7 separate regions of the Homo sapiens genome follow, and all the other regions are linked to region 1. Evidence: chromatin loops called from intact Hi-C (ENCODE). Cell type or tissue: heart left ventricle. All regions are shown on one strand. Region 1 overlaps RBMS1 (RNA binding motif single stranded interacting protein 1). Region 2 overlaps RBMS1 (RNA binding motif single stranded interacting protein 1). Region 3 has its middle 240 kb from the start of TANK-AS1. Region 4 has its middle 170 kb from the start of TANK-AS1. Region 5 overlaps RBMS1 (RNA binding motif single stranded interacting protein 1). Region 6 overlaps RBMS1 (RNA binding motif single stranded interacting protein 1). Region 7 holds the start of MIR4785 (microRNA 4785).

Evidence for each region. A loop is a pair of places that touch in the nucleus more often than their neighbours do. Peaks named below come from ENCODE experiments on the same cell type or tissue, not always from the same donor. Only the 100,000 strongest peaks of a DNase experiment are listed, where the experiment ranks them.
Region 2: a loop joins it to region 1, with 2.1 times the contacts of the local background. A loop is called at or near these places in 49 of 110 quality-filtered maps.
Region 3: a loop joins it to region 1, with 2.0 times the contacts of the local background. A loop is called at or near these places in 27 of 110 quality-filtered maps.
Region 4: it touches region 1 in a loop (3-fold over the local background); 36 of 110 quality-filtered maps call a loop at or near these places.
Region 5: a loop joins it to region 1, with 2.6 times the contacts of the local background. A loop is called at or near these places in 12 of 110 quality-filtered maps.
Region 6: a loop joins it to region 1, with 2.5 times the contacts of the local background. A loop is called at or near these places in 12 of 110 quality-filtered maps.
Region 7: a loop joins it to region 1, with 3 times the contacts of the local background. A loop is called at or near these places in 47 of 110 quality-filtered maps.

The regions. Positions count from the first base shown.
Region 1 is chr2:160,322,487-160,326,486 of GRCh38, reverse strand. All of the region lies in intron 2 of RBMS1 (RNA binding motif single stranded interacting protein 1), which reads left to right. Among named protein-coding and RNA genes, the nearest start is that of LINC02478, 53 kb to the right of the region's middle. In heart left ventricle, a CTCF peak has its summit at 2,125 (motif pointing left); a DNase peak (open chromatin) is centred at 2,136; H3K27ac peaks cover 378 bases.
Region 2 is chr2:160,412,585-160,416,584 of GRCh38, reverse strand. The region is part of intron 1 of RBMS1 (RNA binding motif single stranded interacting protein 1); the gene reads left to right. Among named protein-coding and RNA genes, the nearest start is that of MIR4785, 6.7 kb to the right of the region's middle. In heart left ventricle, no CTCF peak of the experiment used is centred here; no DNase peak of the experiment used is centred here.
Region 3 is chr2:160,916,800-160,920,799 of GRCh38, reverse strand. No RefSeq gene overlaps it. Among named protein-coding and RNA genes, the nearest start is that of TANK-AS1, 240 kb to the left of the region's middle. In heart left ventricle, CTCF peaks have their summits at 1,514 and 1,716 (motif pointing right); a DNase peak (open chromatin) is centred at 1,719; H3K27ac peaks cover 852 bases.
Region 4 is chr2:160,992,406-160,996,405 of GRCh38, reverse strand. No RefSeq gene overlaps it. Among named protein-coding and RNA genes, the nearest start is that of TANK-AS1, 170 kb to the left of the region's middle. In heart left ventricle, CTCF peaks have their summits at 1,606 and 1,805 (motif pointing right); no DNase peak of the experiment used is centred here.
Region 5 is chr2:160,427,104-160,431,103 of GRCh38, reverse strand. The region is part of intron 1 of RBMS1 (RNA binding motif single stranded interacting protein 1); the gene reads left to right. Among named protein-coding and RNA genes, the nearest start is that of MIR4785, 21 kb to the right of the region's middle. In heart left ventricle, a CTCF peak has its summit at 1,666 (motif pointing left); no DNase peak of the experiment used is centred here; H3K4me3 peaks cover 918 bases; H3K27ac peaks cover 2,340 bases.
Region 6 is chr2:160,386,293-160,390,292 of GRCh38, reverse strand. All of the region lies in intron 1 of RBMS1 (RNA binding motif single stranded interacting protein 1), which reads left to right. Among named protein-coding and RNA genes, the nearest start is that of MIR4785, 20 kb to the left of the region's middle. In heart left ventricle, no CTCF peak of the experiment used is centred here; DNase peaks (open chromatin) are centred at 1,602 and 2,322; H3K4me3 peaks cover 530 bases; H3K27ac peaks cover 3,342 bases.
Region 7 is chr2:160,405,696-160,409,695 of GRCh38, reverse strand. The region is part of intron 1 of RBMS1 (RNA binding motif single stranded interacting protein 1); the gene reads left to right. MIR4785 (microRNA 4785) reads left to right here and starts at 1,814; the gene lies at 1,814-1,886. RefSeq lists silencers at 1,977-2,126, 2,377-2,466. In heart left ventricle, a CTCF peak has its summit at 1,978; DNase peaks (open chromatin) are centred at 1,925 and 2,605; H3K4me3 peaks cover 3,412 bases; H3K27ac peaks cover 3,142 bases.

The DNA.
Region 1 (4,000 bases):
TAGATTCTTTATTGTCCTACAGAGCCCACCTAGATTTTTGTTTTCTCCAGTTTTTCTTACTCAACTTGACCTTCCCTCTATGTTTATGCCTCCTTTATTTAGCATACATCATACAGGGTCTCATATTTTTAGTTATTTTTTAGTATTAAAAGTTTTTTACATACCCCAAAGGACTGTCCTCCTTAATGGTAGGTGTGGCATCTGCTGTATTTTTCACAGGCCTTGAAAGGGCATACTGTAAACATGCTATAAATATTTTTGAGTTGATTTCTTGGTTTGATCTCTCCTTTCTTGACTGTACTTATCTTTCCCGTAATCCCTTCACCTTCAGCGCCTGGTTTTCAGTTGTTTCTGACCTTTAGGTCTGCAGTAGCTTTTCTTGCCAAGCATTCTCCTTTAAACCCTGGCTTCAATTCCAGCTACATACACCAGGAATCTTTTATTCATAAAGGTACACTCAGCCATATAACACAAGTGGAAGGGGCAGCTATCTAATGTAAGAGTTAGGCCAGAACAACCAAATGAAATGGGGAATATCTTTCTATACCCTTAATTTTTGTGTCTTGGAAGTAGAAACATTGAAAATCATCAGGGCAAAAGAGGTAAATGTCATATAAAATTTACTTGATTTTGATTGCCTAATAAATTTTTACATCTTCTATCTCATCTCCAAATACCACTTTACATGCCAAGTAAATAAAGGAAATATAACCAGCTGAATTATTCCAGGTAGTGAGAATTCAGAATAACATGGGTAATGACCCTTTCTACTATTTTTAGGCCTCATTCTCCAAAAAACTTTATTTGCTAAACAGACGTAATGTATACTTTGTGTTCCTTCCCCTATCCAACCACTGTTGAAAGAGCTAAAGCAAGTTTTAGGAAATCCCCTTTGTCTGGGAGGCCATTGAAAAAACAAAGCAGCCAAAAAAGTGAGTTAGAAAACTGCATTCATCTGTGTGTACATGTGTGAGGACGTGTATTGTATTTTTTCTTTTTTCCCAGCAACTCCAAAATAACAAGAGGGGGTTTCCTCAAATAGATTTGTAGTCCTCAAATTCATTTCCCTCAAATAGATACCTTAGTTATTCCTTTTAAGCTTTAAAGCCAGTCCTGCCGACCCCCTCACTGAGGTATATGCTCTACTGGGCATGTTATTCCAAGATAGACCAATGTCATGTATCCAGAAGGTCTTTAGTCAGGTAACTTCTTCCTGAATGTCATCAGCATCTGTCTTAAGGACCTTAGCAATTACGGAGTCCACCCCTCATCTCCTTACTCTTTTGGAGCTGTGTGCAGAGTCAAACTGGGAATTACTTTCAATCTGTGGCACAGTCTGTGGTTGGTGACCCAAGTTTCCATAGCTGTCAACATGCTTGGCCTTTAAACTCCAAAGCAAACATTCTACCTCCCATCTTTGCTACTTAGTTGTGTAACCTTGAATACGTCCCTTACTGACTCTGCTCCTGAGTTTCACATCTACAAAGTAGGAGTAATACTCCACCTCCCCAAAAGATTAAGAAGATTAAAATAATTGGCGCATATATATGTGTGTGTGTGTGTGTGTGTGTGTGTGTGTATATATATATATATATATATATATACACACACACACACACATCTCGCTTAGAATAGTGCCTGGCATAGAGTAGGAGCTGTATACCTGTAAGTAATTACTTTTATTATTCCCCTGAATTAACTCACGAGGTCATAAGTTTTCTGATGTTGATGTTTTATTTTTCTCTTCTTTTTCTCATTTCAATCCCCTGTCCCTCCTACTTGCTAATTATGGTCATATACATAGGCACAGCGTCTTTTACGGGATGTGTGAATCCCTGTTTGTCCTTCAGGAGCAGCTATTATGAAAACTATCATTCTATATGCATGAGCAACATTCTGCCCTTTCTCAAAGTTAAAGTATCTTTTTTGTTTATACATATCACTTTTTTTTTTACTGTTGTTTTAAACACACCCATTGTGTTTTCAGGTTTAATAATATTCATAAAATATTCTAAAACTAGCACAAGCACTGCAAATGACCCCATGTGCCTTAAATGAATTTACAACTGAAATGACCAATATTAAAATAACTTAACAACCATTGTCGCCATCTGTTGGTGGTGGTTGGAGTGGACGCCACTCTCCAGAGCTTTGGCTTATAACCTGGACTCTTCAAAAGCTGCACGTTCCCTAGCACACAGGAAAATTGTGTGTGTGTGTGTGTGCACGCGCACGCATGCTTGCACGCACACACATACGTTTATACATTTGTACGTGCCAGTGGATAAAGTCTATAATGATATGCACCAATAATCATATCCAGGACTTCAGGTGATTTTAATTTTTCAACCTACTTTTCTTTGTCTTCTAAGTGTACAATAAGCTTGTGTTTCTTTTGTAATATAAATTACCAAAAAGGTAGAATTTAGGAGTAACTAAGTGATAGAGGCAGAGGAGAAAATTAAGCTTTATATACTAAGTGCAAACTGAGATATACCTACATTTTATATTGTAGCAGATGAAAGAGGAGATCTAAATGGAAAGAAAGAAATGAGTAAAACTGTGGTGTAAACTAAAGAAGTTTTAGTAAATTCTAAGTAAAAGGTTTTATTAGCCAAGCTCACTTGGGCCAAGAGGTTTGAACATGAGCTTTTACCTGTTATCCTCTCCCTTTGAAATTCATATTATTATATAGTCATGTCTCTTAATTACTCTTCATCTTTTTACTGTCAGAGCTTGCTCTGGAGTGGATTATCTACTCTAGCAAAGAATATTATAATCTGGGTAGCTGGGGCTGTGGTCTAACCCAGTTACTTTGAAGCCAGATGAAATCCAAAGAATCTTCATAGTCACAGTTTTTTTTTTTTTTTTTTTCTTTCATGAAATTCTACATCATGCTGTTTGGTCGTGCACTTTCTTAGTGTCCTTAGAGTGTGAATTCCGCCAGTCAGGAGACCTGTTTCTCCTAGTACATCATATGTCCCTATTCCGTAACAGTGATTTTTTTTTTAAACAGGGGGTCTCACTCTGTCACCCAGGCTGGAGTGCAGTGACGCAGTCCTGGCTCATTGCAACCTCTGCCTCCCAGGCCCAAGTGATCCTCCCACCTCAGCTTCCTAAGTAGCTGGGACTACAGGCGTGCACCACCACGTCCAGCTAATTTTTGTATTGTTTGTCGAGAGGGTGTTTTGCCACATTGCCCAGGCTGGTCTCGATCTTCTAAGCTCAAGCAGTCTGCACACCTCAGCCTCCCAAAGTGCTGGGATTACAGGCGTGAGCCACCGTGCCTGGCTGATGATTTAAAAAAAAAAAAAAAATTAAGCTACAGATAGGAGCAAGGGGAGGTGAAGATCTGGTTGCTTTATGAATTTGTACCCAGATGTCTGTTACTCTTACAGGCATTGGTGATTGACAACAGAATTAGATTAAATGTTAACTGTCTATAACAGCTCCCCCTCACCCCTCACTTTAAATCTTACTGCAAGTAAAATGAGTAGAGAGAGATGATGACTACTGTGAACCCTCCCACTCCTTATCCCAGTCCCTGAGGTGCCATTTGATATATGGCTCCTCCTCATATTCTAGATCTGGACCTTTCCTGGCTCTTTTGTCATGACATCAAAAACTACTGGTTCTATACTGCATTGCCACAATAAGATATCCAAGTTGCCCACTGAGGAGCTAACTTAGCTAGGGCCTGACGGATTTCAAGGGTTGCATCTTCTAGTTCTGGGGTCTGTATTTTAATGGGAGCCTCTTGTGCTGGAAGTGGTATAATTGAGTGGACAGCCCAAAAGAAGAATATTTTAGGAAAGGGAAGCCCTTCAGCACCTTAGGTAAATCCAAATAAGCAGCTTCCTGTGCCACTTGTTTGCAGAAGGCCAGTATGCAGCTGCCCCACAGACAGAGTGGAATCCGTTTCTGATGTTCTGTGAAATCACAGTCTTTCAGTCTTACTCCACAACTTGCAAGGAAAACCACAATAGAAAGTAAAACTGAT
Region 2 (4,000 bases), 90 kb before region 1:
TGGTAAGAATACCTGTCCTGCCTCCTTCCCCTAGACTTTAATGAGATAATGCATAATAAAGCATTTTATAAATTGTAACATTTTTATAAATTCATTATGTCTTACATGTGAAAAATGTAAATAGCCCCCAAAAATGTAAATGTCTTCAGAAGTTATCTACTTCTTCCTTCTGGCACTTTCTCCAGTTTAAAAGAGTCTAACTGAATTTTAACACTTAATAATAATGACTTGTTTGAAACATTGTATTTGCCACTAGATCAAACATTAGATTGGGAGGTGAAGGAAGGGTGGTTCTGGGAGTATCTAATATGTTGTCAGCGTTCTGGGAGTGTTTTTTACAGTTTGGAATTAGGAATCACTGATGTCATGATCAGTCACATTGTCATGGCAACATCGGAATTTCCTCATTTGCCTTCTCTTCACTTGGGGAGTATCAATTTGCCACAGGTCTGTCATCAGTTCACCCCATGTGTTAAACATACTAGATAACCCAGAACTAGTCATTCTTAAAGATACTCAGGGTGGGGAATTTTTATAAACTCCTTAAATATCCTATTTCAGTACTCTTAACTATGTATCCTGATGTTGGAAACTTTACCTTCATACATATTCAACTGAATAGAAATTCATTTGTAATTCCATATCTTCTTATTTGAACCTTTATAATTCAGGGGAGAATGAAAGGCTTTTCAGTATTCTCATTTACATAAAGGACATCATTAATTATTCTAGCATCCTCCTCTTTAAATGAAATAGACCTAATTTAATGGTAATTTTAGCAACTGAAGAGAAAGGAAACTTACTGTTTCTTTCCTTCTGTGTATTGAATGCTTTAAAACCTTACTTGTGCTATCCATCTTAGGTTTTGGATAGACATTGGTTATGCACCCTCTCCCTACAGATAATTAGGAAATTCTTATTAAATAACCTTTTGCAATTGTTAGCTTACATGAGGGTTTTGTTTTTCCCGGGTACAGTTTGCTGTTAAAGTTAGCTTTTTACTCATGTAAAGGACATGGTCATTCCAGGTTTGAATTAATTTTGTTTCCCACGATATAAAGATTTTTGGCTCCAGTTTTCCACAATTTTTTTTTTAAATTTCCTAAGTACTTTCTGTCTCTTCCCAGGTCCTAGTAGCAAGAGTGGATGTGATCAGAAATTTTCCCAGCACACCCATTCCTTCCTTCCTCACCTCAGCTCTTGTCTTTTACCCACAGTTTGCTCACATACATAGGTAATTATGTTACTTCCATCTCTTTGGAGTCAGAGAGACCCAAGATCAAACTCCAGCTCTACTACTGTAATTTCAGAGATTACCTAGTAATATCTTTCCATCACAATTTATGAGTTTTACTATAATTCATGGAAAATTCATTGAATTAACTTGAAATATTCTGAAAATAAGCACTTACATTTTTATAGGCTTACAATAGGCATGGAGAATAACAGCTCCATACTAGATTTGCACAATCAGAGTATAGAAGATTGAGACATCGTCCAGTCAATTTAGGAAAACAGCAATTCACAATATATGAAAAATGGACCTTCTCTTTGTCTTGGTATCCCAAATAGTTTACTTATTTTGCTGTGGAATTTGATCTATAGCTACAAATTCACTGTTGTTTAAGCCAAAGCAAAATCTTGAATTTTAATTTAAATGGCATTTTATTCAGATGTTGTATTTTTGAAAAGGATATGACTCCATGTACCTGTTTTTATAGATTTTTTTTTTTTTTTTGAGACAGGGTCTTGCTCTGTTGCCCAGGCTGGAGTGCAGTGGTGCAATCTCGGCTCACTGCAGCCTCAGCCTCCCAGGTTAGTTGGGCTAGCTAACTCAACGATTTTTTTAATAGAAAAACTTAGGGACAGAAACTTATAGATAACCCTTATGCCAAAAATTGCTGTCAGCTTTGAATTTTTATTAACTATTATGCCAGAGCAGAGCAATAACTAATTTATGAACAGATTAGATCACAAAATGTTTATAAGTTATTTGTTTCAAATTTGGAGGATGTTTCTTCATAGAGAGATGTTGTAAATGGTGATTAGGATTTTAGTTGACCTAAAATAAGCATCTATGAATCTCATAACTTAGCTAATATCTAATATGGTCTCTCACCCTTTTTTGAGGGAAAATAAAACTTGGTTCCAGTTCAGGATTCTGGAAATAACTTTCACCTAACCACCATCTCAGCCATCCTACAATATCCCAGAAGATAAATTTTTCTGCTTCTCTCCTAACTCTGTCCCACCAATGATTCCAGAAAAAAAAACAAAAAAACAAAAAAACTGGTTTAAAGAGAGAAGTTATACCTTAGCAACCATCAGTGAAGTGAGATTTAGATGCTAGGTTGGGGCTGAATATATATACCTGTACTATTCACGATATATTCGAATATTGGAAAGTTTGCATTTATATTCAGTGGAATGGAAATTCAATGTAAATCCACATGCTTTTACAACTGAGCAAATGGGGGCTTCTAGAAGGGATAAGTGCCTTGCCCAATGTGACACAGATGGTAAATGGTGAAGCCAGGATTCAGGGTCAGGTGTTCTGATGCCCAAGCTTTGGCTCTTAATACCATGTAAGTTTTTCTCTATGGGGCTTGGACTTGATCCATAGCTAATAGTAGTAATAACCATTATTAATATTATTGGAGACAGGGGACTTTGGAGTCAAAGAGACCCAAGATCAAACCCCAACTCTACTATGTATTGGATTTGTGACCTTGGGCAAGTTACTCAGTTTTCTCTTTGGTAAAATGGGATAGTCATTCTTCTGTCCTGGGGTATGTGTGTGTAATGTGCTTAGAAAGTGCCTGGAATATAGTTAGTTACTCAATAAATGACAGCTATTATTATTTAATACTACATGCAGAGAAGCAGCAGTGGGACAAAACTCATTTATTCTGTTTTGTTAACCAGGACAGAATAATCAGACTATGGCTTCTGGTAGGACTCATCAGAATATGGCTGTGTTTGTATTGTTCTCTATACCTTCTAGGATTATAGCTATAGTTTTATTTTATTACAGTGGTTTCAGTTTTATACGCATGTACTTTTATACATGTCTAGGGAGCCTTTACGTTTGGAATAAGAATTGCAGATTTTTTAAAAAGCAAAATAGTAAATAATAGAAAATGTTGCTGCTACTTTAGAAATAGGGTACTTTATCAACTCTATTTTGTACGAGGAAAGAACAGAAAGAATCTGCTGACCCCCTATTTTTTCTTCTTTTTTTTTCTCCTGTTTTGCTGGGAGCCAGAGGCTTTGTGAGCTCTTATACATAGACTCTCAAAAGTAAATAGGTTTTTTTTGGTGTGAACTGCATATACTAACCTATACAGTGTGGCTATATTTTATGCATTAAAGGTTGCAGTCTGATATAGTGTTGAATGAATTTTTCCTCTTAATTCCTTTCACCTTTCAATTTCACCCAAATAAAAATGGGTGCCTGAAATGGTTCAACAGCAATAGAGGGATAGAACCTGCTGTAGGTCAGTTCTTTTCTTGATAGAGGTGTTCTATTCTTATCTCTTGGACATCTTCTCTGCCCCCATTTTTTTTCCTTCTTTCAAAGCTTAGCTTCGCCACCATACTTTCTTTGTAGTAATTTCATTCAAAGCTTACTCTTTTATGTGGGGCTCGGTAATATGTGTATTAGGGTGTTGGGTCCTCTAGGACGCCTCACCTTCCCCTTTTAGGAAGTTCATCAATTAGCAATGATTTCAGCAGTGATTACCCCAAGTCTGCATTGTCCCTCATGCTAGCCTTCTATCTGTAGTTCTGTTTTTCTGATCATCTGCACAATGCTTCTTTCTGAGTATCCTTCTAACAAAACATTTATACAGTTGAGCTTCCCACGCCCATGTTATATCCAATATTGATCTCTCCCTGCTGTGGACTCCCATAGCACACGATTGTCTAGAACACTTGCCTGGCACTTATCACTTAATGTCTTGCATTATTAGTGTACAGCAAGCAATTTGGGCGCTCTATG
Region 3 (4,000 bases), 590 kb before region 1:
TGGGGCCTCCCGCCTTCCACTCTCGAGCTGCCCTTGTTGGGCTCACTCTTACCTCTTGAATTAAGAGGTACAAAATCACCATGATTTGGGGCCCTCTTACATTATAGTTTACAAGATTTTCATGCATTTTTCAGCAATGGACCAAAAAAAGGGGAAATAAAACAAGTGTTGTGAAGTGGTTTCCATGCTGCATGCTGACTCTGATTTTCGGAATGACCTGTGGATGTTAAAGAGATTGCAGCAAGACCCTGAAGCAGCCCAGTGGTTATCCCACCTCTCTCCTTCCGGGGACAGTACTCACATTTTGCTTCCAGGCTCTTAACACACCCACCATTGACTCTCTCCAATAATCCCTGGCAAGACAATTAGCTTAACCCACTTTTAAAGACAAAGCAAGGAGTTCTTGGTAAAGAATTACAGAAATTAAGGTTTCTCTCCCTTGCCACAATGTTCTAACACAAAAATGCTTCCATCAAACTAGCTGCCACTCCCTTGATTAAAGAACAAAAGCAAAACAAAACTTTGAGCTCCTTGTGGTGTCCTGATTTTCCTATTGGGTTTTGGCTTCATTATGCAAGTGCTTTTTGTCCCACACAGATCAGTTCTATGTTCTTCCTAGACAGAAGAGGTGATCTGACTGCCATTCAGAAATTTACCCACTCCACCCATGTCCCTGGTCGTTCTTCTGCTCATAGACTTTTCAAATGACTCTATATTATTGCTTGTTAAGCCTTTTAAATCAATTCCAACAAGTTATAATAATACTACATTGTATGACGTCTTTACTTAGAAGACCTTCTAAAGGCCTTTTAAGAGGTATTAACAATTTCCTCCACACGCACACATACCACCCATCCTGCTGCCATCACCACTGCCCACACAAAAATGAAGAAATCAAGATAGCAATTTTTAAAGAGTCAACATATACTCTGCCTCTCATTGCCTCTCATAATACTCTATCTCTCATTGCCAATTTATCAGAACTGATTCTTTACTGAACAGAGCCTATATTATGGCTATCTATATTGTGTTTCTACAAACAGACATTAAAAAAAATCAGAAGATTACTTTTTTGTAAATGATGTTTGTCATAGAGTACCCATGTATTAATACAGAACCCAAACTGGGATATTTTAGAGTAAGGAAGCACTATTTACAATTATTCTGGGGCAGCAGTCATCAACTGGCACTGACTTTATTCTTAAGTGACTTGTCTGAGTTTATGGATCTATAATCAACAGGGATCTCTGGGTTGCAAAACTCCATTTTTGCACAGCCCTGCCTTCCTCCTCCATTCCCTGACAGGGGTTATCCAGTGCTGTTGCCCACACCTGCAAGATGCCCATGATGGGGAGGGGCCCTGAGGATGGAGCCTCTGTAATTATTTGGAATACTCTCATGTTTTCCATGTTTGTCTGAAGGAGGTGTCCTGGACAGTATGGAAAAACCATTGTGAGGGTACTGTTTGGGAGCCTTGCTATGTCAACACCACAAAAAAAACAAAAAGACATTTACAACCAGGTGGGCAGCAAAATCTCTTTGTAAGCCATCTTTGGCCCTTTCTGGAGCCTCTTCCAGAAGTCTACCTTGGATGGGATGCCTATGCTTAGATGTGGACTAATCCGGGCTGGCTGGCTTCCCAATTAGTTATGTGAGGTCCTTAATTTCTGATGAGCTACTCTTAGGAAGTCAGGCCTGCAGGGGGCACTGCCTGCTCTGCCGGCCAGCGGGCTCAGAGGCCCTGGCCCTGCTACTCCCTGGACAACTGGTTCCCATCCTCCTTTTTGTTTGACTTGTCAACACGAATCCTTTCCCTGTAGAGCAAAACATGATAATTTCTCTCTCAAAATGGTTTTTAAACATAATTTTCTTTGAGATTAGTTTCATTCTCATACAAATTCAGTATTCCATTAATGTTAATTTTGCAGAAATTCAGATTAAAATTTTTTTGGAAGTTATAATATAAATACTGCAGGGTTTAAAATTGGCTTCCCTGGACATAGGATCATTTGAGGTCAATCTTTTCTCCCTCCCTGGATCAAAAGTAACCTTTTATTTCAAGACCGTGTGCCCACCATTTAGTCCCATTTCATGTTTTCTCAAATGAAATGGTCTTCGAGACCTTATGTCTTGATTTTGATAGACACATTTTGCTGATAGAGTAAGAATTTTCAGTTGTCTAGCTGAGGGACAGGGGATTAGAGTGCCCCTCTATCTTTCTTCAGTACTATTACAGCAGTGCCAGTAATAAATGAAGAATGCTGCCTCTCTCTAACTGCCTCTTGCTGACAATTTTCAGGAACTGATTAAATATTTGCATGATGTGGCTATAGTCCTGAATAATGCCTGAGAGGTCAGTGAGGAGCAACCCTACCCTCTCCCTTTCTATCTATGGCTGCTGAAGAGACATTCAGCATTAAGCTCAGTAGCACTGTAATACAAAGATACAATATCTTTCCTCTAATGACTCATTACTATCTATTTTAAAATGTAAGTACATTTATATAAAATGATAATGTCATGGTGTATCTAAGCTTTTCACATTATTGCTTTCTTTTCTCTTGCCATGTAGCCATGCATTATTTCTAATGGAAATTCAAAAATCAAAATGTTATCAATTCAGTTGTCAGGGGAAGGTCCGGATATTTGATTCAGTTCTTGCAGCAGTGGTAAAGAAGGCAGAACAAGGAGGTCTTCTGGAATGCCAGAGAAAGTGTGATGAAATGTGGTGGGTCCAACTCTCTTTGATGTCATGCATCATTGCTTCTTATAGCGGCACATCATTTAGCTAACATTGCTGGGGAATGAGGTGTCCCACATAGACACGTTTTCCAGAGCTGACACTTTTTCATGCCAATACTTTTATATTTTAAGTGAAGTGTCTGGATTAAAATCTAAAATATACAACAGTTTTTTGCCTTCTTAAGCAGAGCAAAGAAAGTACAAGGAATATTTTCTATTTGATCCAGGGTTATCTAATAGTGCACCAATCCTAAAGCAGGAGGGAGGATCTGTGTTTTAAGTTTGTGTTATTTATGGTAATTTATATCCTACTTATTCCTGAAATTACCTTGAAATGAAATACAATAAAATTGTACACAGTGGGCCAGGTTAAGCTCTCTGACAAGTGTGTAGGGTGCAGATATGTTTTATATTGAAACCAGATGTATATACTTTCAATATCAGACAGCAAAGGGACATCTTGTTTGAAATCCAAAGAAGTTGGTTTATATATTCTCCCTCAGTTGGAGTTGTATCTTGCATCAACATGGAGGTGGGTGAAGAGGGACATTTGCTGATGCAGCTTTGAAGTGACCTATGGCTCATTCTATTTGGAACACCAGTGTCAGCCAATCCTAAAACCCTCCCCAATCACAATAGGGTCATATTCTCAGTGTTCCCTGTCCTTGTCCCTGGTCTGCCTCCCAACCCTCTGCCTCCCTCTTTCATCTTCCTGTCTCCAAAGACTGATATACTATTACCTCTTCTTTGATTCTCATTCTCTTTCTCCCACCTCCTCCTAAACCTTCTTTATCCTGTTTCACTTTAGGTAAACACCTCTACTTTCCCCATCCTTTCTTCCACCCAGAAGCTGTCTAACTAAATTTATTCTTGCTTCTAATAAGATGGCTAGAGACAAGTTATTTGAAGAGATTTGACTTAGTTTAGTGGATTAGTGGATTAGTTTAGTGGATTATGCAAACAATCCATAGGATAAAATAAAGTATTGGTGTTAATAGGTTTTAAGGTTTATTTCATAGTCTCTCTTGGAAAGAAAAAAATTAATTGCTGATTGCTATAATTATCTGAAAGAAAATGTGAGCATCACGGGAATGCATAATGATAAAAGCACATGACGACGAGCACCTGTTATCAGAAACATGTAAACCCTGAAAACAACAACAACAAATTGGAAGATGGATATTCATCCATGGCTAGGTGAAGCAAAAAGGGAACTGTGTTGCTCAACAATCTCTGGATCTTATAATCTATGTTGGTT
Region 4 (4,000 bases), 670 kb before region 1:
TTAAGTGTTTGTGTGTCTAAACATACCTAAACCTAGAAAATGTACAGTAAAAATATGGTGTAAAAGATAAAAAGTGGTATACCTGTATAAGGCATGTACCATAAATGAAGCTTGCAGGACTGGAAGTTGCTCTGGGTGAGTGAGTAGTGAGTGAGTGGCGAGTGAATGTGAAGGCCTAGGACATTACTGTCTACTACTGTAGACTTTATGTGTGCTGAATAGTATATGTAGGGATACTAGATTTATAACAAAATAGTTTTCTTTTTTCAATAATAAATTAACCTTAGCTTACTATAACTCTTTTCCTTTATAAACTGTTTAATTTTTTAAACTTTTTGACTTTTTTGTAATAATGCTTAGCTTGAAACACAAGCACATTCTACAGCTATATAAAAATTCCTTTCTCTCTCTTTTTTTTTTTTTTTTTTTTTTTAAGATGGAGTCTCGCTCTGTCTCCCAGACTGGAGTGCAGTGGTGCAATCTCGGCTCACTGCAAGCTCTGCCTCCCGGGTTCATGCCATTCTGCTGTCTTGGCTTCCCAAGTAGCTGTGACTACAGGTGCCCGCCACAACACCCAGCTAATTTTTTTTTTTTTTGTATTTTTAGTACAGACAGGGTTTTACCATGTTAGCCAGGATGGTCTCGATCTCCTGACCTCGTTATCTGCCTGCCTCAGCCTCCCAAAGTGCTGGGATTATAGGCAAAAATTCCTTTCTTTATATCTTTCTAAACTTTTTTTCTATTTTAAGAATATTTTATTTTTTACTTTTTAAACTTTTGTGTTAAAAACTAAGACATAAACACACATTAGTCTAGGGCTATACAAGGTCAGGATCATCAATATCACTGTCTTCCACCTCCATATCTTGGCCCATTGGAAGGTCTTCAGGGGCAATAACAAGCATCTCCTATGATAAAATGCCTTTTTCTGGAATCCCTCCTGAAAGGACTAGAAGGTTATTTTACAGTTAACTTGTTTTATGAGTAGAAGGAGAACACTCTATTATATTGATAAATGGTGACTCACACCGGTAATCCCAGCATTTTGGGAAACAGAGGAGAGAGGATCCCTTGAGCCCAGAAGTTCAAGACCAGCCTGGGCAACATAGCAAGACTTGTCTCTACACACACAAAAAAAGCCAGTCATGGTGGTGTGCCTGTAGTCTTAGCTACTTGGGAGGCTGAGGCAGGTGTATAGTTTGAGCCTAGGATTTCGAGGTTGCAGTGAGCTATGATTATGCCACTGCGCTCCAGCCTAGGTGACAAAGCAAGACCCTGTCTCTAATAAAAATAATAAAAATTTTAAAAAGTTAAAAAATAATGATAGAGTATAGTATATCAAATACATAAACCAATGATATAGTTGTATCAAGTATCATGTTTGTATAATTATATGTGCACTTTTATATGACTGGCGGCAAAGTAGGTTTGTTTACACCAGCACCACCACAAATACGTGAATAGTGCATTGTGCTATGAAGTTATGATGGCTACAATGCCACTAGATGATAGGAATTTTTCAGCTCCATTGTAATTGTATGAGACCATCTTTGTATTAAATATATGTGATCCGTCGTTGACTGAAACGTCACTATGCAGCATATGACTGTATTTTGAAAACAGAGATATATTGAGTTATCGCAGAAAACTTTAATAACACTGAAATGTATAGAAAATAGGCTGGGGATTAAATTACACTATTATTTTACATCCTCTGCAACGGAGGATGTTTCTCCTTTGTGTCAAGAAACCTCTGCGGTATTTGCAGCAGTAAATTTGTAGGTTGACTGTGTAGCTGAAAATTGTCACTAGGGGGCAGCCTATCACTGAAATGTGGATGATACTTCCTGCGTCATCTGATTTCAATGAGAAACTGGCCCAGGGAGTCACACGTTCTCGGCACAGCTTCTAAAGGAAAATTGATGCATCTATAAAATGTTGAATCAGCACAGTCACTCGGTGGTGAGTAAAGGAAGGAAAAAGTCTTGCATAATATTAAAAGCCCAGCATAAATCAATGGTTAGACATACAAATGTTGTGTGCTTTGATCACAAAACCTTTATGTGTGTGTGCTGAGCAGGAGAATATGGGCTACTGTCTTTTAAAACAGAGTCATAGTTTAACTTTTGTTATACACACACACACATACACACACACACTCTCTCTCTCTGTCTTGCTCACTCTCTTTCTCTTTCTCGCTCGCTCGCTCTCTCTCTTTCTCTCTGAATTAAAAGCCACCGTGCAGGTAAACATTTTACAATTGGGAAGGAAATTGAAACAAGTAGAAATTGATTAATTCCTTTAGCTCTTAAACCCTAGGTTTAAGCTGAGCGGAACGATGTGGTCTGGCAATTCCTCCCCTGCTTGGTGACTTTTGCTTGACCCTATATTTTCATCTATTGTTTTTCCTCTTTGCTACTCTTTCTCTTGCATTTTATATTCCTCAAGTGATCTCACCTAACAAAATCAACAGCCCCAGCTCTGAGGAGAGTCGTCGCTGTGTTTTCTTAACCGGGCTCTGAATGGTCTCAGAACATTACACAGAGGCAATATTTGAAATGTGATCCTGCCCAGTTCTCCTTTGAGCAGCAGAGCTGTCGGGTGCTATCGTATCTATGATCATTAAAGGCCTCTGAGAGCCCTAACGTCCCTGAGCGACTGGTGTGACCTTGTGTAGTCTGGGAACTGGAACAGAGCTAAGGTTGGCCTGACACACTGTCACCCAGGGCATGTGTGCAGCATAAGGTGGCCATGGAGATGCATGTAGAAACTTAGGAGCCATGCCCAAAAGCCCTTGATGCAAATGGAGCTTCAAAATGAAGAAAGATATAACTAATGCTAAATGACGAGTTAATGGGTGCAGCACACCAGCATGGCACATGTATACATGTGTAACTAACCTGCACATTGTACGCATGTACCCTAAAACTTAAAGTATAATAATAAAAAAATGAAGAAAGAAATCTATTAGACTGGAGGTAGGAATCCCCAGAAACTTAGGCCTACAGAATTAGCAGTCCAGTAAGGTAGAGGCTAGAACTTGCGGCAGTAGTAGGCATGGCTGGGTGTGGACTCTCTAACCAGACTAGGGTTTGAATCCTAGCTCTGTCTCCTGCTACCTGGATGACATTGGATAAGTTACTTAACGTCTCTGTGCTTTAGGTTTCTCCTCTGTAAAATGAGTGCTTGAAATACTGCCTGGCACATAATGCATTCAATGAAGGTTAGCTGTTATTATTAATGATACAGAGATGAGAGAAGGAAACTTAATGGAAATCTTAGTTTCCTCATCTGTGAAATGGGAGTAATAGTAGAATCCACTTTATAGATTATAGAAATATGGGAAGAATTATAGAGGTATCATAAGAATTATGGAGATGTTGGCCAGGCACAGTGGCTCATGCCTGTAATCCCAGCACTTTGGGAGGCCAAGGCGGGTGGATCACCTGAGGTCAGGAGTTCAAGACAAGCCTATAGAGAAACCCCATCTCTACTAAAAATACAAAAATTTGCTGGGCGTGGTGGTGCGCACCTGTAATCCCAGCTACTCGGGAGGCTGAGGCAGGAGAATCACTTGAACCCGGGAGGCAGATGTTGCAGTGAGCTGAGATTGCGCCATTACACTCCAGCCTGGGTGACAAGAGTGAAACTCCATCTAAAAAAAAAAAAAGAAAAGAATTATAGAGATGTTAATAAGAATTACTTGAGCTGTTATATAGGAAGTACTTGGACTAGTACCTGCCTATGGTAAGTGCTCAGTAAATGTTAACTATTATTGTTATTGTTATTAGAAACCTGAATGGAGATAATGCTACTTTCCACTGTAAAGGACTAAAAAGAGTTGTGAGGAATGAATGTTTTCAGTGCCTCATAAACACCCAGGATGCTCCATAAATGTCTATTTGTTTAATTACTTAGCTTGAGAATTCTGTTGCTGAGGTTGCTTAGTATCCATGAAACCTAATTTCAGCAACGGGAGCCTAGAGTTTAATAGCATTAG
Region 5 (4,000 bases), 100 kb before region 1:
GGATTCTGAGACCATTCCTCCTGCCACACACAACTCCCCGCAAGAACACTTAGCTATCAGTGGGAAAAATCCAGTGTCTTTCTCTTGCTGGGACCGTCATGTCCATATCAGTCATATACAATATCACAGGTAACCCTGGAGGAGGGAAAGGGGGATGGGGAACCAAAATGCAAAGGACCTGGTGCTAAGCGCCCCATCATTATTTCATGCAACTGAAAGTCAAGCAGATAGGAGAGTTGTAAAACTTGTCTACAATGAGAATAAGCAAGGAAAGAATTAAGGGTCATTTCACATTTAAAAATTCAGCTTACCACTTGAAGCTGTCAGTGCTTTGTGTGTAGAACTTTCAAATAATTAACATTTCTCAAACATCAAAACACAGCTAGAGGTGTGCATAAATAAAGAGGCACAGGTCCCAAAATACTATTTTTACTTTTTGAACTGGTAGGACTAATAGAAAAATAAATGAATACAATTGTTTAGATTAACTAGTTCTTATGGAAAAGAAGCACGGGAGAAAGTAGTTGTTAACCAATACTTGATTATTTGTTAATCACTACTACATAAGATAAAAAGTAGAAAAATAGGGATATATAGCATTTACTTAAGAGAAACATCTCTCTCTTAAACTTTGTATTTGTTTTTAAGCACTCCAAGATCTTGGCCAGGATATTTAACCTTTGATCTAGTTTCCCACTGCATGGTATGGCTATAGGAAATAGTGGATGTAAAAGGGCTTTTAAAAAATATAGACCATGATACAAACATATTTACTAGTATTATTGTTTCAATTATCTATTATGGAGTAACAAATTACCTCCAACTTAAAACTTAAAATGACTTAAAAATGACTTAAAACTTAAAAATGACTTAAAATTTTGCATTTTCCTGGGTTGGCTGGGATCAGCTGGGTGGCTCTTCTGCTCCATTTGACTTTGGCTGGGTCACTCAGGCAGCTGCATGCAGTTGGGAGCTCAGCTGGGGATTGAATGTCCAAGATGGCCTCATTGACATGCCTCACAGTTGTCTGGCTGTTGACTGGAGTGCCTCCATTCTCCTCTGTGTAGCTTCTCATTCTGTACAGCCTCTCTTTCCATGTGGATTCTAACTGGAAGGCAGACTAGCCCAGATTTCTTTACAGGGTGATTGGCTGAAAGCCTCTTCAGGCCCAGATCTGAAAGTCACTCAGCCATACTTCTGCATTCTACTGTCACACAGGGCCATCCCTTAGGCAAGGAGAGGTGAAACAGGTTCCAGTCCTGGACTTTGGAGGAGAGAATCACATTGGGAAAGCACATGCAGAGTGGGAGGGATTGTGGGCAGGTATTTCTGGAAATGTCTACCACAGTTATTATTAAATACAGCTTGAAAGAGTAAAAGATTACAATCCCAATGAATAAGAATGCTTATTCATTGTACTGCTTCCAGATATTAAAATTATTAAGTTACCTTTAACATATGTGTGCTGTACATAATAACCATGGCATATATTCACCATAGCTATTCTAACTGAAGGAAAAGATATATTCCCCAAAAACCTAATTCTTGATTTAGTCTTATTGTTTAATTTTTTAAAAAGTGTACTACAATCATAGTTTTTATTGTTTCAGAGGTTAAATGCACTTTACGTGTTTACTGATACAAAGGGAATTTTGAACTCCCTCTAGTGGCAAAAGATTTTCTTTTATTTTTTCCAAGAGCTTACTTAATAAGATGGCTGACATGTATAACAACATAGTTTCAAAAATGACCTGTTCTTACCATCAGAAGATGCCCACTTTCTCCTGTGTGAGTTATGGTGGGTCCTTTAATCTCTTATGAGAAATGTTAACCTTTCCAAGAAACATTGATCATATTATATGAAAAAAAAGGAAGAAAGGAGACTTCCTGTTAACTTTAAAGTGCAAAAACTGCTAACTGCTCCCTTTAGTCAGGGTCTTAAATAAAAACTATTATATTTTGACAATTAAAATATCATTTTCCCTGGCTAAAAAGTAAATTAAATTTTAAATTTTTGCCTGAAGAATTATTTTTTGAACAGACAAATGTATTTAATTGAAACAATCTTTACATAGAAAGCAATAGATAACTGTTGAAAAGTGCAGCTTGGAAAGCACTAATAGCCAAACTAGGAGGATCATAGGGATCCCAAAGTGTTATGCTTGTCTTGAATTCAAATTTGGATTTTCATAGCCAATAGGGAAGGAACATGGTTATCACCATTACGCCATACAAAAGGAAGCACAATGTCAAAGGGCGGGAATAGAAAAACAGCTATTACAGACTTTGTAAATTAAGTTTTCTTATCCCCACCCCATTGCCAAAGAGAATTAATAATACTAATTAACTTAGTCTGTTACGGGTCCATCTATAGACAGATTTATTCTGGTTCTTTATATAGTAAAAGGACATTTCTGTGATGCTAAAAGACATTCTTTAAAAATGCTCTTTTCCCAGCTATTTGTGGAAGCCGATCCAACCTATCCTGTACTGTCTCGTAGGTTGACACCCAAAACCTCTGTTCTCCTACCCACAGTAGTAGGAAAATGGCCAGGGATGGTAAGAATCCATAGAGTTTTTTTCTTCTTCTTCTTCTTCTTTTAAAGCTCTAGAAAGTGGAACCTAGGATTATAAAAATAATTCCCCGACATGCTGTTTTGTTTGGGACTAAACTATGAAATAGCAAGATTTCACTACAATAATTAATCCAGCCAATAAAAAGTTAGACTTTGTTTCTTTCCAATACCTCTTTTTAGTTCGACATTTATAACTAAGTCTGTGTCTCTTGTGGTCTCGATTACATCCGGTGTTTTCAGCTGGCAGCATTTCCTCTGCTGAGGCCACCCCACGTTTTTTGCCAGGCTACATTTCTGTGAATATAAAGAGAGAAAACCAAGTTGTATTAGAGAGTGAAATTTAAGGAGAAATTGAGTATAACTTTGATTTTTGAAACAAAAACCAAGCCACTGTATTTGTTATAAACAAACTGGTGATTAAAATATGTAGGCTCCAGAAGTACATGGAAAGTCTTATAGCCATCTCGTAGCCATCCTGCATGTTTTCTCTTAAATATTTATAATAACCTAATTTAACTAACAAACAGAGACCAGAGATTCCCTTCCAGCTTTGCTTGCACAGATTTGAAATAATGAAAGTGAATTTGCATTTCTTAAAATGGTGTTTTCTTCCAGCTCTCATAGAAATGTTTTTGGAACAGTGATCTGTGCTAACAGCTGTATTCAATCTTGAGTAAAAGTCACTTCCTGAAGAGAATGAAATTCAACTTAACATTCGAACTTGCCTAGAACATAATCCTGTAGGGTGAGTGTACTATGTGATTATGAAACTGGACACAGGCACCCTGCTGAGATGATTTCTTGTAAATAATACCCAACAGAAACCATTAATCAGTGTCAGTGTTTTTAACTGAAGAATTAATATTCTAAAAGTGTTCCTTATTCATACAGATAACCGTCTTAGTTTTCAAGAATTTTAGTCTTTGATATTTTAAAAATGTAATTCCCTTGTGGAATTGGATCTATATGAAATCTCTATGTATTAATATATACCATCAGATAGACATAAATATAGATACAGATAAACATATATGTTTATATATTTAGGCTTTAACAATTTTTTTAATTGTGTCATTCTTGATTTTCAGGTAAAATTTATTTTTGACTCAGTTCTCTTTACCTATTCACTCATTTATTTATTGCAGTGAGCTCAATTTAAATAGAATTTTGTTCCTGGCCTCATAAAATTAGTTGTAGGTATATATATGGGAGGTACAGTTTTAGCTATGATGGATTTAAAAAATATCTCTTAGATAGTTATTATTGACCTCTACTTTCCTAAATATTATACTTCTTTATTTTAAAGAAGGAAAATGTTGTATTAACGTAACTTGGATATTGCTAAAACCTTAATGGAATCATCCCTTAGATGGAAAAGTGTCCACTGAATCTTCTGTTTTCTTTATGGATCATTATTTTGTCAT
Region 6 (4,000 bases), 64 kb before region 1:
GTTGAAATTCAAGGTCTACCTCTTCCAGGCAGATGATCTCTTTTTTTTCCTAAAGTTCCTGCTCTTTATTACATTAGAACAATTCTGATGTGATGGGTTTCATCCACCACATCTCACTTGGGGTGTGTAAGTGGGTGGAGTGGAAAAGCAATAATGCCTGTTGTCTTGAGAAAGGGATGGGTTGCACCACTACCCATTAAGGTATCAGGTTACCTCTAGGGAATGGGAGTGAGTTCTTGTAATATTCTTGCCCATTTGTAAGATTGTTTTGAAAGCTATTACAGAGCTGCAATTCTGTAAGAATATGAAGTAGCATTAAAACTTAAGTTTCTTGAGTCTTATGTAAGAATTTAAAGATGTACATATGTTTTATTAGAGGGGCCTCTCTTTAGTTTTTCTCAACCTTCAGGTTTTTGGTAAAATTTTCCTCTCCTCCCCTCCCCACCAGAATACAGGGGACACATCTTAGATGGATTGATTGAAAAAAAAAAAAAACTAGTAATTTTCATTATAAAAGGATTCCTCATTATGTGATTGTTGGTTAATTACTGAGGGTTTTTTGCCTTTTTTTTTTTTTTTTTTTTTTTTTTTTTTGAGACAAGAGTCTTGCTCTGTTGCCTAGGCTGGAATGCAGTGGTGCAAACTTGGCTCACTGCAACCTCCACCTCCTGGGTTCAAGCGATTCTCCTGCCTCAGCCTCCTGAGTAGCTGGGACTACAGGTGTGCGCCACCCCGCCTGGCTAATTTTTGTATTTTTAGTAGAGATGGGGTTTTGCCATGTTGGCTAGGCTGGTTTTGAACTCCTGACCTCAGGTGATCCACCTGCCTTGGCCTCCCGAAGTGCTGGCATTACAGGCATGAGCCACCACGCCCATCCTGCTGAGTTGTTTTTTAAGCTTTTGTTTAGGTATGTTTATCATTACCAGCTAGATTGTTTAATATCTTTGAGCACTGGAACCTCTCTTTGTAACAATAGCATTTATGTATTTCATGCATATTTTGCAGGGCACAGCATTTTCTGGTATTTTTCTCAGGCTTTCTTTAAAAATTGTGTTTCCTCATCACATTTAAAACATGGATTTGCTCATATCAAATTTTTCCAGAACACATCCAGGGTGTGAAGTTAGGTATACTTATCGGTCATTATCTCAGCAAGAATTGTCAGTGTGTGACAGTGCTCTGTGTCAGGGATGCGCCTAGAGGTGCTCCACCCTTTCTGATTAAAATGAGGTCGTTGGGTTGACCAGGACAGCTGTTTTCTGAAATTTTTGCCACAAACAATCACGTCAACTAAAGTAAGGATGGAGACAGTTTGTGAGATGAGCACATGTGGAAATTACTCTATGCCTGAATAGGAACAGAAAGATCTGGCCTGTCACTGTGTGGGTGTATGCTGTGGAAGGCCTCCCCCCAGGGGGATTCATCCCAGCAATTTGTTTATCCCAATAAAGTTTGTAGACCTGTTAACCTAGGAACTCCCTACATGTCAATTAGAGGAGCCATGAAAACCTCTCGCATCGCAGGGAGGGTTGGTTAGAAGTGTCAGTTCAGGGAACCGGAAATTGCTTGGCTCAGCTGACACAAAAGAGGATCTGAAGGGTGCGGGCAGAGAGCAGGCAGTTTTAGAACCAGGAGACGCCTTTTCCTGCTGGGGAGTGACAAGTCAAGTGTCATTTGGAAGAGTTGAAAGGTGGACTCTGTGTGGAGCAAGGGACAAGATGGGGCTGCTTTGGGAGTGACACGGACCCAGAGCTAGAGTGCCCAGAAGATTCCGATTAGCTGTGGAATCCCGTGGAGTAGCCCTTCCAGCTTAGCAGGGGCACTGGGTCTCTGAATTTCAAAGACTTGCTGTCTTGGTTTTACCCCTCACCGTACCACCTGCATCAGAAACTCTTGGGGTGCTCATTAAAAATGTAAACCATTGGGTCCCTCTGTCGCCGGCAAAAACAATGTGGGGGGCATTTTAGGCTATCTGGGTTACCTGGAATCTCACTGAAGGCTAAGGACCACTGGGTGAATTATTCCTCAAAGAGCGGTTGCTCTGTGTGTTTGAACCTTTCAGTGATGAGAAATGAACTGTCTTCTAAAGCAGTGATCTTTTAAGTCTGGGGTGATGCAGGCAGGAAATGTAAATGGGTGCCAAATAAGAGAATGACAGTCTTATGAGTAACTGAGTTAAAATTGAGTCCAAAGAAAAATTGGGATACTTTGCTTAGGATTGACGTCAGAAAAGCTAACAGCACATGTTAGTTGGAACCCTGTTTGGCTGTAGTACCGGAGCAGCTGGACTGATGCATGAGAGCCATTCTGAGTTCCTCTAGGACACTGGAAATAGTTTCAGAGGTCAGCCTGTGGACATGCTGAGCCAGCTAAGATGCCAGGGCCAGGCATAAACCTCTGGGTTCAGATGAAGCTCTCTGAAATCTAGGATAAGGAAAAGCTTTTTCTTTTCTTTTTTTTTTTCCTGTCTAATGTCTGCCATATAATTTTTAAAGTAACTGCCTGATGGGGTGGCAGTGTATGCATTTGCACATTATGGGGTGGGAGGATCTGTGTGTTTTGTGGGGGAGGCTGTCACAAAAAGGAGAGATTCCTGAGCATATATTGAGCCCAAATACTGTGAGCAATGAGAATGAGTTTCCATTTTCTTTCTTTTTGTTGACCCTTTTCCTCACCCTCTCTGCTGTACACAGAGTAGGAAAGACTGTCATTTGCAGCACAGACAGAAAATGTTCCAGGGCTTGTGCCATTGCAGAAACCCCTTCCTCCCCTGAAACTGGTCAGCTGTCTAATCAGAGAGGCACCCAGACCACGACGTGGCTCCTCTCCCTGCCTCTGCTTGTTCAGGCACCATCCCTAAAACCTGCCAGTTAATGCTACCTTTAGGAAAAAACATTTAGTGATTAAAAGCTCTTGCTAAAATGTGGAGATTTACCCAATTCTTATTCATCCCTCCTAAGGGAAGACTGCAAAAAAAAAAAATCATTAAAATAAAAAGACTAGATACTGTAATGTAATCTCACTTGCCTCAGTCTTTTCCCATTTACTAGCATCACCGCATCCCCAGCTGCTGCAGCTAATAACATTTTGAAATTTTTAACTTCTATACTGACAACCATATATAGGGCTATTGAACAGCTAGAGGGGAAAGCAGCCAGGAATATCAAGGGGTGGGGACAGTCTTAGAATTTGATAAACAGACAGTGTCCTGTGATCAAATTGGTTGAAAGCAGCAACTTGTACACCATGTAGAAAACATGCTTCCCAGTTCTTCAGCTGACACCTAGCTAGGAGGAGTGGTGATGTACACAAAATAACAGTAGCTTCCAGAAAGCGGCACACTGGAAGGTAAGCCCACGTTTGTAATAGGAATAAATAATCATAAAATCCTGCATTTCTGTGAAAAATACTGAGGGAATTCTAGTATGACTAGGTGTATAAAAAGACCTGAATGGTTGATGTCTTAGTTCAGGCCGCTCTAACAAAGTAGACTAGGTGGCTTATCAACAACAGAAATCTATTTGTCACAGTTCTGGAGGCTGGAAGTCTGAGATCAGGGTGCCAACATGATCGGGTTCTGGTGAGGGCTCTCTTCTGGGTGGTAGACTGCTGACTGCTGTATTTTCATGTGGCAGAGAGAGCCATAGGGTTCTCTGGGGTATGTTTTTATAAGGGCAGTAATCCTATTCATGAGGGCTCCATCTTTATGACCTAAATCACCTTCCAAAGGCCACATCTTTTTTTTTTTTTTTGAGATGGAGTCTCACTCTGTCTCCCAGGCTGGAGTGCAATAGCACGATCTCAGCTCTCAGCACTGCAACCTCCGCCTCCTGGGTTCAAGTGATTCTCCTGCCTCAACCTCCTGAATAGCTGGGATTACAGGCACGCGCCACCATGCCTGGCTAAGTTTTGTATTTTTAGTAAAGACGGTGTTTCACTGTGTTGGTCAGGCTGGTCTCGAACTCTTGACCTCGTGATCCACCTGCCTCAGCCTCCCAAA
Region 7 (4,000 bases), 83 kb before region 1:
AAGAGACCACTCTTGACAACTGAGGTTGTACAGGGAATTTTTTCCATAGATGCACAGACGACAGGTCTGAGCTGCTGGGGTGTTGAGCAGTAAGTTCTCAGAGAAAGGCACCTATGACTTGAACATTCTGATGAATGTTTTCTATTTTATACTTGTGCTTGATAACTTGCAGTAAAGGGTCCTAGTGAGAGGAGACAGCAAAAGGGAAGTCAAAACAGTTGTCTTATGCATGGAGTAGCAGAAAATAGTTCCACCAGATACACCAATTTTCAATGAATGCTCATTATACTGTGTTTGATACTTAATCACTTTAAAGGACAGATTTTTACGTAAATTTTGTCTGGCAAGTTCTTACTCGTCCATTGTGCACCTAGCACTGTGCCCAGAATAAGTTACTTTGCTTTTTTTTTTTTTTAATGAAAAGAATCAGGAATTACATGTGTGTTTTATACGGTTATTTATAATAGGTGAGGCTTTCCAGTTATCTGGCTGGAGAATGTTGGAAGAGCCTGAGTATGGAAGAGGTTCACTAAGTCACCAGCAGGATATCTAGGATGAATATTTTTTCCAGTTCCTTGCTGCTAGAAAAGCCTTTGAATGGCCACAGCTTTGCCAGAAGACTTCATTTCCATAGGGGACACTGTTTTCCTTAGGGAAGCCAGAAGGCATACGCCTTCACTTTTTAGACAAGTTAGGATTTTTCATTATCATGGCAGATGAGCCTTTCCAGGAAGGTATTAAGAGACCAGAAACCAAGGAAGAACTCTGTAGTATTTACTGCAGCGATAGTATTCTGTAAAAGTCACCGTGGAACAGGCCAATGTGAAGGATGGCAAGCCCGTCCCAGTGGCTTATCCAGAGACCGCAGGCTCTGTCAGTCCGGGCTGCTGTGGAGGCCTTCTGCACTGCACAGGTTCGGGGCTTCATACGTCCACGGAAAGGTGGTCGAGAAAAGGGACGGCTTGAGCAGCCGTAGGTCATTTACATCGGGAAACAAAGGGAAGTCCCTCCTCCCTTTGTCTCTTTTTTGCCGAGTTTCTGTGTCCTAAGAAAACACATTTGTGTCGCATCTAATAATTAACATAAGGAAGGATTACACTGTTCCAGGTTTTAGGGAGAAAGGTTTACCAAACCGGTGGCCTTAAATGATTTTCGCTCCTTGATATTATCATCTTGAAGGAAAGCTGGTAAACTCTGGCTTAGGGATAAAACAAAACTTTACCGATCGTATTTGGGTGAGGGGCTGGGGAGTGGAGAGCTGTTTCCTCTGCTAAAATTTTAGCGTGTGAATCGGGGGATGGAGATTTGCAGAGGTTTGACGGGAGGGTCGTGTGTTCGTTGAAGTAGGGGTGATTGTCCACACCTTTTCTTGAAGAGTGGCGCGGGGGGCCTAGTTCGAAAGGTGAAGAAGAGAGGGAAGACCGAGGTGCCAGAGTGGTCCCCGAAGCGACGACCTTAAAAGGGGCTTCGAGCCGGGGTGCAAAGCTGCCGCTGGTGCTTAGGAAAGAACCGAGGGGGAAAAAGAACAGAGGAGGGGGGTTGGCTACTCCGAGGAATGTGCGGCATGCGGGGAGCCAGACCCAACCATTGCACCAGAGCGGGGGCGCCGGCTGCTCCCCGGGCCGCCCGGCCCCGGCTCCGGCCCCGATCCCGGGAGGGAGAGCGCGGGGGCCGGGCGGGCGATGGGGCGGCAGGCGCCGCGCCCAGCGGGCGGGCGGGGAGGCGCGGGTGGGCCTGGGCGCGGCGCGAGGCGGTGCGCTGCCGCCTCCCCGCCCCCGGCCGGCGCGCTCTCAGGGCGGTGGTTGAGGCCGCGGTAGGTGGGGACGCGGCGGCGCTGCTCCTCCGCTGCCGCCGGGAGAGTCGGCGACGCCGCCAGCTCCGCGCGCGAACTCCCGTCCATGGCACGCAGGGCGGCGGCTGCCCGAGCTGCTCGAGTCTCGCCCGCTGCCGCGCCGTACTTTTAGGCGAGTGCGGAGGTCGAAGGCGGAGGGGAAGTCAGCGCGGAGCTGCAGCCCCCGCCGGCCGCCGCCGCGCGGCGAGAGGGAGTTCCCAGAGCTGCCGCGGCCCCGGGCCCGGCCGGCCACCTCCTTGCGCCCTCCCCCTCGCGGCGAGGCTGCCCCGCGCCCGCGCCCGCGCCCGCACCCGCCGCCGCCGCCCGCAGCGATGATCTTCCCCAGCAGCAGTGGCAACCCCGGGGGCAGCAGCAACTGCCGGACGCCCTATCGCAAGCAGGTGAGGCGGCGGCCGGGATGCCGCGCCGAGGTCGGCGAGCCCCGCGTTACAAAGGGGGCCGCGCTCAGGGGCTCCGCGCCTCCTCGGAGGGACCGGCTGGGCGGTGACCTTGTTTCCCAGGAAGGCGGCCGCGGGGACTGCTCGGCCGGCGACCTGAGCAGGGGAGATGCCCTCGCCGCCGCCGCCCGGGCCGGGCAGGGTGGGAAGTGGAGGAAGGGGCAGGGGCAGGAGCGGAGAGCCGGCGAGGGCAGAAGCGCGCCGGGCCGGGGGCTTCACCCAGCTCTGCAACAAGTTTGGGTTTTTCCCAAAACCTTTGTGTGTAGCGGAGTGCGGTAATAAGTCGTCACGCTGGTGTGCAGTCTTCGCTAGGAACCTCAGAGAACCTGTCTGATTCGTAGGAAACCCGGAAGACGTGTGTCTGTGTGTGTGTGTCTGTGTCTCTGTGTGTGTCTGTGTGTTCGCGCGCGCCCCCCTCATTTAAAGAAAAAAAAAGAGAAAGAAACAGGAACTTCTACTGTCACTTTCTCAAGGTTTTCAGTAGCACAGGGAAATCCTGTGACATCCTAGTTGCAGAAGATACTTGGATATGCCTGAGTCATACACATGCTCTTTCCTATTTTAATACCGTTTCATACATTTTTTAACAGATTGAACTCGAAAGCCACTTCAGTGGTTAGATCACAATCCCCTGCTGGGAAAAGGAATGGAGCTGGGAGCTTATAGTTGAGGCCTTTTGTTTTTCATCTTTGTTTTTAAAAGAAGGTTACTGAAGCCATGTTGTGATACATCTCACAGAGCCTTTCAGCAGCAGCAATAACAAAACGTAGCTTTAAATTATCTAAAAAATGTGCAAGTCTGTTTAGAAAAGGTTAAATTGATTTAGAGGTCAGTGGCAAGATGCTTGTTGAGAAAACAAAAACAGGATTGCAGATATTTTTCCTCCATAATAAATCTCTTGTCTGCATCCTTAGCCACTGAGACAAATCAATTAAGTTATTATCCCAAAAAGGATGCAAGCGAACTGTAGCCTTCCATGCAGACCGTGGCTCTCTTAAGATCACGACCGATGGCAGTGATGCTTGGTGGCTTCCCTTTAGGTATTTACAGGATTATTGATTATGTTTAGGTCTTGTTGTCGTCAGAGTCATTCTTTTTTGTGTGTATGTCCTAGCGTAAGTGTATTTGCAAGTATTTTGGCAGTGTCGAAAAGAAATGTTTTCTGCCTTCTGGTCTTTGGTTCTTTTCTATGTTAACTTTTCTTTAAAGAGGCAGTAAACACACACCGTGGTCTGTGTGCCCTTGATGTGGAAGTCCATGGAACTTTTACCTGGGTTAAGAAGTTCTTTCCTTTAATTAATTAAATAAATAAAATCTGCATTTATGACTCGGCTGAAGGATATGCTAAGATAGTCAAGATTCAGAAGCAGGCATCTCGAAGTCATTTCATGTGGCTTCATTTAAAAGAAATGCTCTCGGATCCAGTACACTTACATCAACTTCATAAATGCAGCCAATTTACAATAAACATTCCCCTTGCAACCCCTCCTCCCCCACCCACCTCACTCTACCTGAAAAGATGGCTAATTATGTTAGGGCCTTGTGTATTCATTTATTTGTTGTCAAAACCCGGCGGGGTGTTAGCTCTGAAATGGGGAAAAGGCTCTGAGGGCGAGGCCTTTGGCTGTGAGGGGCTGGAGGTTTTGTGTGTGAAGGGGGGTAGCCTGCTGGTCTGGAGCACGCTGATAAGATGCTCTTCTTTTCACAGGGC